Regions from separate parts of the Mus musculus genome. Here region 2 is linked to region 1. Evidence: chromatin loops called from intact Hi-C (ENCODE). Cell type or tissue: heart. All regions are shown on one strand.

Evidence for each region. Hi-C counts contacts between places; a loop is a spot of excess contacts. Peaks named below come from ENCODE experiments on the same cell type or tissue, not always from the same donor. Only the 100,000 strongest peaks of a DNase experiment are listed, where the experiment ranks them.
Region 2: it touches region 1 in a loop (4-fold over the local background); 2 of 42 quality-filtered maps call a loop at or near these places.

What each region holds. Positions count from the first base shown.
Region 1 is chr8:70,582,468-70,587,467 of GRCm38, forward strand. Ell (elongation factor RNA polymerase II) reads left to right here. Exons shown (of 12, transcript NM_007924.2): 6 at 1,405-1,529; 7 at 2,690-2,768; 8 at 3,087-3,561. Among named protein-coding and RNA genes, the nearest start is that of Isyna1, 9.5 kb to the right of the region's middle. In heart, a CTCF peak has its summit at 3,010; DNase peaks (open chromatin) are centred at 1,435, 1,784, 2,342, 3,024 and 1 weaker place; H3K27ac peaks cover 716 bases.
Region 2 is chr8:70,502,975-70,507,974 of GRCm38, forward strand. Crlf1 (cytokine receptor-like factor 1) reads left to right here. Exons shown (of 9, transcript NM_018827.4): 7 at 331-518; 8 at 623-665; 9 at 847-1,104. The coding sequence ends at 860. Rex1bd (required for excision 1-B domain containing) reads right to left here and starts at 3,778. Exons shown (of 5, transcript NM_025577.3): 1 at 3,688-3,778; 2 at 3,523-3,605; 3 at 2,782-2,986; 4 at 2,010-2,086; 5 at 1,321-1,535. The coding sequence starts at 3,759. The coding sequence ends at 1,463. In heart, CTCF peaks have their summits at 297 (motif pointing left), 2,091 (motif pointing left) and 3,798 (motif pointing left); DNase peaks (open chromatin) are centred at 297, 597, 1,507, 3,517 and 3 weaker places; H3K4me3 peaks cover 2,895 bases; H3K27ac peaks cover 1,228 bases; H3K27me3 peaks cover 1,373 bases.

The DNA.
Region 1 (5,000 bases):
TTGGGGACAGTATAAAGGTGGATTGGGGTGGCCTGGCCCCTGTGCTCTGGTGACAACATAATATCAAGTCTCAGAGAAAGCTCTGGAATCAGGAAAGACCATGGTCAGCCTCTGCCTCAGCCAATGGAGTGCATGCATGCAGTATGCAATGGCTCCAGAGGCATCTGAGGCTCTATGCAGCTCCCATGGCCTCTGATCAGCCATGCCAGGTCTGACCTTGGCAACCTGGTACTCTTGAGTGTGTGATGCATCTTGTGAGGGGCAGCAGTACCCCACAGATTTTGAAAATGGGCCTATCTTGGGCAGGGGTCACAACCTGGTCAGGTCTTTTGCAGTCTCCACAGGTCATCAGAGTCCCTGAGCATCTGTAGGGAGGAGCCATAGCCTTTCAAGACTATGCCTTTAGTGTAGGCAGGGTAGCCCAGGGTATTGGATGTATCAGGGGAGCTGAAAGCCTGTCCTAGGATGGGATACCTTAGGTAGTGCTGGTCAGTGGGACCACATACCATCGTGGAGGATCCTGCGTATGGGAATGAGTGCTCCTGCTTGGAGTAGCTGTGAGTGAAAGGCATGGCAGCACACCATTTAAATCTTAGTGCTCAATCAGGAAGAGACTCTGCTGCCAGCTTGGCATGCTGGCATACCTGTGGTCTCAGCATCCTCAGACAAGAAATTCTGAGCCCAAGGTCAGCCTGAGCTATAAGGCAAGACCATGTCTTCAAAGCCCATTAAATATATAACTCATTCCTCTCAGATCTTTTGTTTTGTTTGTTTTTCGAGACAGGGTTTCTCTGTATAGCCCCGGCTGTCCTGGAACTCACTGTGTAGACCAGGCTGGCCTCGAACTCAGAAATCCACCTATCTCTGCCTCCCAAGTGCTGGGATTAAAGGTGTGCGCCACCACTGCCCGGCTCCTCTCAGTCCTTACTGAGGTTGTGGACTCGGCATGGTTGAGTGGCTGATACAGGTTGTGGACTCGGCATGGTTGAGTGGCTGATACAGGTTGTGGACTCGGCATGGTTGAGTGGCTGATATGTGCATATATTGCACTTGGCACCTAGCAAGGCCAGCACAGACACAGCCTTGGTCCCTTCAAGGCCTCTCATCAGATTCTTTGAGCCTGAGAGAAAGCCTGAGATGAAGTAGTTGTGGCAGGGAGAGAGGATTGGCTAGTGGCCACCATCTGAAGGGTGGGGCTTGTGGGGGCTGTGGGCATATTGATGACATACTGTGCCTCATCAAGATTGTCTGGGCCTGCAGCAGCTCATGCGCAGGGGACCCGAGGTGGTGTGACATGGCTCCAGAGCTGCCACCACCCTGTGCTCCCCAAGCACTCACACCCCCACTCCCACCCCTGCTGCCTTGGCAAGCAGTGACAGTCATTGAGAACTGGATGTGTTGCAGGTGGCCAGTGTGAACCCCAAGGATGGCACGTGCACGCTGCAGGACTGCATGTACAAAAGCCTGCAGAAGGACTGGCCCGGCTACTCTGAGGGGGACCGGCAGCTGCTGAAGCGCATGCTCATGCGGTAAGGCACGCACTGGCCTCAGCCTGCCAGACGGCTCACAGTTATGGCTGTCCCCAGCCAACTGTGCATCTCCTCTGTGCCAGGGTGTCCTGTCCATGTCCCCATGGCTTCCCACGAGCCTCTGGTGTCCACAGAGTGTGAGGTAGACTCCAAGGGAGCAGCACAGTAATTGCCCACTCCCCCTGGGTGCTGGTGCTGTGAGCAGAGCTGCTCGCCGAGATTGCTAGTGATTCCTCAAGTTCAGTTGGCACCACCGAGTTCTGGGCTCATCTCCAACCTGTGCCTAGGCCAGAGCCTGGGGGTTCCACGTGCTTGGAGGTGGAGAGGGCACATGATGGCAAGAGCCTAGGCGCTCGCTGCCTGGCACAGGCTCCTGGGCACTACAGCCAGCTTACTTGCTTTTCTCTTTCTTTTTCCCTGACAGTCCCTGATAGGGTTTCTCTGTGTAGCCCTGGCTGTCCTAGAACTCATTTTGTTAACCAGGCTAGCCTCTAACTCAGAGATCAGCCTGCCTCTGCCTCCTGAGTACTAGGATTAAAGGTGTGTGTCACCATGCCTGGCTTCTTTTTTTTTTTTTGGGTCAGTGTCTTGTCTTACAGAGACAGTACAGGCCTTAACTCCTGCCCATCTTCTGTCTCCACCTTCCAGTAGTGCTGGGCTGACAAGTGTGTGCCCATTGTCAGGGTCACCTATACCCAAGTGCTGGAGGTGTCCACATAAGGCCTGTCACTGCTCCACAAGCACGGGTGTACAGGGCCAGCATGCCTGGGCTAGTTACCACCACTGATGCCGTGACCCGTTATGAGTGATGAGCCATTGGGTACTCGGGGCCAGATCAGGGTGGGAGGAAGGGACCACACACAAGGTCACCACTGACACACAGAATGGCCTTGTGCTGGTGGAGTCCTGATGTGCTGTAGGCAAGGTATGTGTTCATATTTGACCTGCAATTCTCCCTCTCATTGGCAAGCCCAGGCACTAGCTGCCTGCGCCTCAGCATGGCAGAGTGGGAGTCCTCTCTGAGCACCACATGGGCTCTGCTTAGCAGCTGCCCTGTGTACAACACAGCTTGGGTTCTGAGAACCTGGCCCTCTCTGTGCAGACATAGTCCCGGGGCACAGTGGCAGTGCCACCATAGTGCCTCTACCACTCCTCTGCAGGAAGCTGTGTCAGCCACAGAATGCCACTACAGACTCCAGCCCGCCCCGAGAGCATGGACGCTCTGCCTCACCCTCTCAGGTACTTGCCTGGGGGGGTGGTTGAGTGTGGGGTCCTCACTGGTACACCACAGCCCTTTGTAACCAGTGTCCACTGCCTGAGCCACGCTCTTTGGGGGGACTTGCTGTCTTTGGGGCTGGGAGTGTCTTTCTGAGGCGTGTGCCTCAGGCACCTTCACTGCCCAGTCAGGGCCTTCTTTTCTTCTCTGTCTGGGTGCTGCTTCTCTTGTATGTGTGGCCAGCTGTGTGCCGGCGCCCCTGTGTGGCCACAGCAGGCCCTGCAGGTGGCTACTAGTTCCCACATACTTCTCTGCTCAGCCTAGTCCCCATGGCTTTTCAGAAACGGCCTACAGACTTCATTGACCCCCTGGCCAGCAAGAAGCCCCGGATCTCACATTTCACACAGCGAGCACAACCCACCCTCAATGGCAAACTGGGTGCCCCCAATGGCCATGAGACACTGCTGCCTGCTCCAGGACCCACCCCATCAGACACCCTCAGCTCTAGCCATCTGCCCCCACGGCTGGAGCCCCCAAGGACCCACGACCCCCTAGCTGATGTCAGTAATGACCTAGGTCACAGTACCCAGGACTACAAGCACCAGGAAGCCACCCCAGCTCCAGCACCCCATCTTGGTCTTCCCCTGCTGACGGACTTTCCTCAGGCTGAGCAACCTACTAGCTCCTCACACACCCACAGCCGACCCAAGAAGAAGTCCAAGAAGCACAAAGACAAGGAGCGGCCCCCTGAAGAAAGGCCCCCCGCCCCACAGCCTGATGCACCTACTGCCCCTGCACTACCGCCAGATGCCCCAGGTGAGTGCCACTTGGTTGTTTCCTCTAATATGTGGGATGTGAGACCACTACTGGGGTCAGGACTTGGGGCCACCATGGCAGGCCACCAGCCTACTACTCAGTGCTTGGGGCTAGGAGCTGAAACACTCAGATAGGTAACATGGAATGCAGCGCTTTCAGGGAGTACTGAGATGCCCTGAGCCAGAGAGGCAGAGGGAGAGTAAAGAGAACAGCTGTATGCAGGGATATATCCAGGCCAAGGCACAGGTAGGTACACTGAGCCCAGGGAGCAAAGGTTTCTGGGACCGGAGGACACTGAGAAATGAGACATCTATCTCTGTGGCTCCTCACACAGCAGGACGCGTGAGGTACCCTGTGATCAGAAGGCCTTGAGAACAATCCTCTGTCCATAGTATAGTGAGAGCATGGATCTGGTGTCGCAACCCTGTGCTTGCTATGCCCTTTAGTCCTAATCTCTTGACACCTATCTTAGTTAGGATGTTACTGCTGTGAACAGATGCCATGACCAAGGCAACTCTTAAAAAGGACAGTATTTAATTGAGGCTGGCTTACAGGTTCAGAGGTTCAGTCTATTATATTCAATGCAGGAACATGGCAGCATCTAGGCAGGCATAGTGCAGAAGAAACTGAGAGTTCTACATCTTCATCTGAAGGCTGCTAGCAGAATACTGACTTCCTGGTAGCTAGGATGAGAGTCTTAAGCCCACTCACCAGGGCCAAGCATATAAGAACCATCACATTCCACTCCCAGGCCCCCATAGGCATGTTTAAATACATGAGTCTATGGGGGCCATTCCTAAACATAGCACAATAAAAAAGTACATTTAGTCCAACTTCAAAAGTCCCCATAGTCTATAGCAGTCTCAACAATGTTAAAAGTCAAGCTGGAGAGGTGGCTCAGTGGTTAAGAGCACTGACTGCTCTTCCAGGGTCCTGAGTTCAATTCCCAGCAACATGATGGCTCACAACCATCTATAATGGGATCTGATGCCCTCTTCTGATGTGTCTGAAGACAGTGACAGTGTACTCACATATGTAAAATAAATAAATCTTTTTAACAAGAAAAGTTCAAAGTCTCTTCTGAGCTCCATCCAATCACATAACTGTAATCCCTGAATTAAGACAGGAAACCAGATGGACAAACTCCAAACTCTGCATCTCCATGTCTGATGTCAAAGCAGTCTTCAGATCTCCAACTCCTTTTCATCTTTGTTGACTGCAACAAACTTCCTTCTCCTGGGCTGGTCCCACTCCCTGTTAGCAGTTTTCCTCAGCAGATAGCCCACGGCTCTGACATCTCGAAAATCTTGGGCTCTCCAAGGCAGCTTCAGTGTTACAGCTTGTTTCAATGTCTGGGATCCACACATGATCTGGACTTCTCCAGCTCTTCCCTCTGTAGCACTCTAAACTTAGGTTGATCCACTCCACTGCTGGATCTC
Region 2 (5,000 bases), 79 kb before region 1:
CTGGGGGTACACAGTCCCAAGATCTCTGCTTTCTAGGTCTTTGTCTTAGTTTGCCCCTTGCTTTGTCCGTGTCCCTAGAGTCTCCGGCCCCACTTAGTCTCCATTGATTTCCTTTCCGACCGAATACTCGGTTTTACCTCCCACTGATTTGACTCCCTCCTTTGCTTGTCTCCATCGCCGTGGCATTGCCATTCCTCTGGGTGACTCTGGGTCCACACCTGACACCTTTCCCAACTTTCCCCAGCCGAAGCTGGTCTGGTATGGGAGGCCGCCGTCCCGCGCGCGCCTCCTGCTGGCCGCGCCCCAACACTGCCGCTCCATTCTCTTTAGAGCGCCCGGGCCCGGGCGGCGGGGTGTGCGAGCCGCGGGGCGGCGAGCCCAGCTCGGGCCCGGTGCGGCGCGAGCTCAAGCAGTTCCTCGGCTGGCTCAAGAAGCACGCATACTGCTCGAACCTTAGTTTCCGCCTGTACGACCAGTGGCGTGCTTGGATGCAGAAGTCACACAAGACCCGAAACCAGGTAGGAAAGTTGGGGGAGGCTTGCGTGGGGGGTAAAGGAGCAGAGGAAGAGAGAGACCCGGGTGAGCAGCCTCCACAACACCGCACTCTTCTTTCCAAGCACAGGACGAGGGGATCCTGCCCTCGGGCAGACGGGGTGCGGCGAGAGGTAAGGGGGTCTGGGTGAGTGGGGCCTACAGCAGTCTAGATGAGGCCCTTTCCCCTCCTTCGGTGTTGCTCAAAGGGATCTCTTAGTGCTCATTTCACCTACTGCAAAGAGCCCCAGGTTTTACTGCATCATCAAGTTGCTGAAGGGTCCAGGCTTAATGTGGCCTCTTTTCTGCCCTCAGGTCCTGCCGGCTAAACTCTAAGGATAGGCCATCCTCCTGCTGGGTCAGACCTGGAGGCTCACCTGAATTGGAGCCCCTCTGTACCATCTGGGCAACAAAGAAACCTACCAGAGGCTGGGGCACAATGAGCTCCCACAACCACAGCTTTGGTCCACATGATGGTCACACTTGGATATACCCCAGTGTGGGTAGGGTTGGGGTATTGCAGGGCCTCCCAAGAGTCTCTTTAAATAAATAAAGGAGTTGTTCAGGTCCCGATGGCCAGTGTGTTTGGGGCCTATGTGTTGGGGTGGGGGGAGGGGTAGCATACCCCCTCCCCACCTATAAATTTCGATCCTGTTTTCTAGAACACTACCTGTCCCAGAACTCCTTGGGGGTGTGAAATCTTACACCTGCTCTCCCTGTTTCCCTGGAGAATCCCCCCTCACCCCAAGATGGCTGACCCATCCCAAGATACAGAGCTGATGGGAAAGCTGCAGAGGGAGAATTCTTTATTGCGTGAGGCACATTGGAGGGCAGCCCAGCAGGGCACGACCTCAGCCAGCTGGCGGTCAGGGCTGGGCTCGACGCCATGGGCCTCTTTTCCCGGCTTCCTCTGGTCCCTGGGGAGCCGCCCTCACTCGGCAGATTCCGCATCAAACCTGAGTTCCTGCAGAACCTCGCCGATCGCCTCCATGGTTTTAATTACCCTACAAGAGCGGATGGAAACTATAAATAAAACCCAGATGGGGTGAATTAGCTGAGCTGCACAGCTAGCGGGGAGGGGGGCTATGGCAAGCCTTGGGCCCTCCTGCTTGCTGCCAAACCTCAAGCCCAGCCTGGGAGCATGCCCAGGAGGCCGGGTGGCTCGTTGGGTCACAGTAGGCTCATGGGAAAGGCCATGGTGGTGGGGGGAGGGGATGTTTGTGCATGCCTATCTATGCATAGAGACCTGCAATAGACCTAGAGGGGTTCACAGGGGAGCAAGTGACTGGTCACATTCAAACTCCTGAAAGCAGTGGAAACTGTAAGAGATGTGATATACATGCACATCCTAGGAAGTACGCATCTGGGAGCACCAGAGTGCATCAGAGTGTCTGCCCTCTCTGACTGGCTCTGCGCTGGGCTGACTCAATCTAAGGTGCCAATCTAAGGTGGCAAGCCAAGGGGCCAACAGGGCTCACTTTATTTTCAGCTGGTGCAACTTTTCAGGGTCCTGTTCTGACACTCCTGGTGTCCCCATCACCTGCAACAGTGCCACCTGGAGGAGGAAATGGGAGTTACAGTAGACAAAAGCCACACAGAGGGAAGGAGGGCCAGGAGTGGACTCTAAGGAGAGCAGAGCTTGAGTGGGAGGTAGCGTATGACTTGCTTTTAGGGCTCTCCTATGGAAGGAGGTACAGAATATGGTCACAGTTTGGAAAAACCAGGGAATGGTGGCAGGTATGGTGGGTGTGGCCTCCACCCCAGTGGCCGGACATGGAGTTCGAATTCTAGGATGGAAATGGAACTCTGCAGAGTTTGGGATTCTGCACTAAGAATTCCAGACCAAAGAGCTACATGGTTTACAGTGGGCAAGCTCCTCCCCTGCTACCACTGGCTATAAGGTTAGGGTAGGTGGGGTCTTGGGATCTGGGTCAAGGACCAAGGATGACAAGTGTCTGAGGATGTTTGTGGAAGAAGTAGTTTGTGGGTTCCAACGGTGATAACCCAGAGTTAGGGACTTAAACAGCCACAGTGGTCGATGCGTTGGGTTTCTGGAGTTCTTAGGACAGCTTTACAGAGGGGCTGGTATAATTAAGCAAAAATTTGGGAGGGAAATGTAGTTAGCCAGGAAAGAGTGGGAGAGGGCCCAAATGCATAGAGGTGTTTGGCAAAAATAGTAGTAGGTCGGGGTGGCTGGGAATGGGTTGTGGACCATGCCCCACTCTAAAAGGAGAGGGGTGGTGGTCTTACCGTGGCCAGGCGCGTCTGTTCTAGCTCCTGCAGGCTGCGCACGTGGCGGGCGAGCACCGGTTGCGCTCGAGGCCCTGCCAACTCTGCTTCCACTGCCAATACCTCCCGCGAGGCAGCGGCGAAGGCCTGGGTCACCTCGTGCACGACACTCCGGTAACTCGGGAAGTCATAGTGCTGACCACTGAGCAGGTACTGACGGTGAGCTCTGCAGTGGACCGGGAGGATGCTGAATCGACACGCTGACAAGCAGACCACGCTCCCTGCTCCAGCTACGTGGAAGATACCCCCGACTCGAAAGAGACAAACCCGAACTCCACAGACTGGGTCTGTCAGGACAGAGCTAGTGCTTAACCATCTCTGCACTCAGAGAAATGAGGGATCTTGTGGAGGGTCACACCACAGCTGCTCCCGCCAGGCCACGCCCACGGTCACATGCTGCTCTACACCTATCTACCCTGCTACTAAAAGCTACACCCTCAGCTCTACCCAACTCCCCCAAATAGACAGGCTTCAGTGTCACAGATCCTTTTACCCACCCTTCTAGACTTCGCTTTCAAGTACGCCCTGCTCCCGGCAGCAGCACTCCTGCATCTCCTGGACCAGATCTGGCTCTCTCCCCACCTCTTCCGACCAAGTCCACAACCTAGGTCCTCCCAGCCACGCCTCCAGCCGCCTCCCCTCAGGTCCCCCTCAGGCAAGCTCTCCCAGGGCCCGCCCCCTCCTCCAGCCCAGCCCGCTCACTGGTCTAGACGGCGGAAGGCCTGTGCGCGTTCATTCTGAAGCTGCTGAATCCTCTGCACCAGTGTAGCGATCGGGGCGTCTCTCTATGGGGGTGTGGGGCCATGAAGCCGGAGTCCTGAGCCCATCCCGCCACCCCGCGCCCGTCCCACCCGCAACCGGGCTCACCCAGGCCCACGCGGACTCCGCAGACCCGGGACCGTCTGCAGCAGCCAACACCTCTGTGGCGGCGGTGAGCATGACTGCGCAGTCAAGTGGCACTAGGGAATGGCCGCTGCGCCCCCTGCCGGCCGGGAGGTCCACCACCAGCCCGCGCGCCTTTGAATTCGTTTTTTTTTTTTTTTTTTTTTGAGACAGGTTTTCTGTGTAGCCCTGGCTGTCCCTGCCTCTGCCTCCCAAGTGCTGGGATTAAAGGCGTGTGTCACCACCGCCTGGTGGAACTCTAAATAGTTTCTAAAGCAACTAAATGGTTAGTTCCAGGGCTGTGTACATCCGCCAGATCCTTGCAACAAGCGGGGCTCGAATAGGGCCTAAATCGAAGTTAAGGCCACAAGTATTTCTGTACCGGTGATGCTTACGAATGTAGTTGAACCAGTTTTGGTTTCAGTGGCTGAGTACTAGTTGCTGTTGCAGGACTGAACCCAATGACACTACCCACATAGCCACTCACACCTATATGCAGGACACCTAATGCACCCCCAGCCCCCCAGACAGGGTTTCTCTGTATAGCCCTGGCTGTCCTGGAACTCATTTTGTAGAGCAGGCTGGCCTTGAACTCAGAAATCCGCTTGCCTCTGCCTACAGAGTGATGGGATTAAAGTGCACCACCATGCCCATCACGCATTTTTTTTTTAAAAGTATTTATTATATGTAAGTACACTGTAGCTGTCTTCAGACACACCAGAAGAGGCATCAGATCAATTATGGATGGTTGAGCCACCATGTGGTTACTGGGAATTGAACTCAGGACCTCTGGAAGAGCAGTCAATCAGTGCTCTTAACCACTGAGCCACTTCTCCAGCCCCTAACAAACCTTTTGATGTCATCTCACATAGTGCACACAAACCATCCATTCAGATTATACCTTTGAAATGGGATTCCCAGCACCGGGGAGGTAGGATATACTCTGAAAGCTTCCTTCCCTAAATTACTTTGGAGATGTTGGTTGCACATACATGGGGGATTTGCAAGCTGCTGGCAACCAGGTTCGAACCCACGGAACCTTCCAAATGACAAGACAGACTGCATACCTGAAGTCAATTACAAGCAACATGGCCTGTCTAAGACTCCCCACGATGGGTGAAATGGTCCTAGACGCCCTAGAGTACCCAGCTACTCATGCAAAAGTGTGCCTGATACTCAAAAATCAAAGGTAGATGAGGCGGCCTCATAAACTCATATAAAGTGTGTTGCCTGTAGTCCCTGGTGCCATGCCTGATGGTGAACTCTATCAGGTTGTCCAGCAACTTAACTGGCGTACA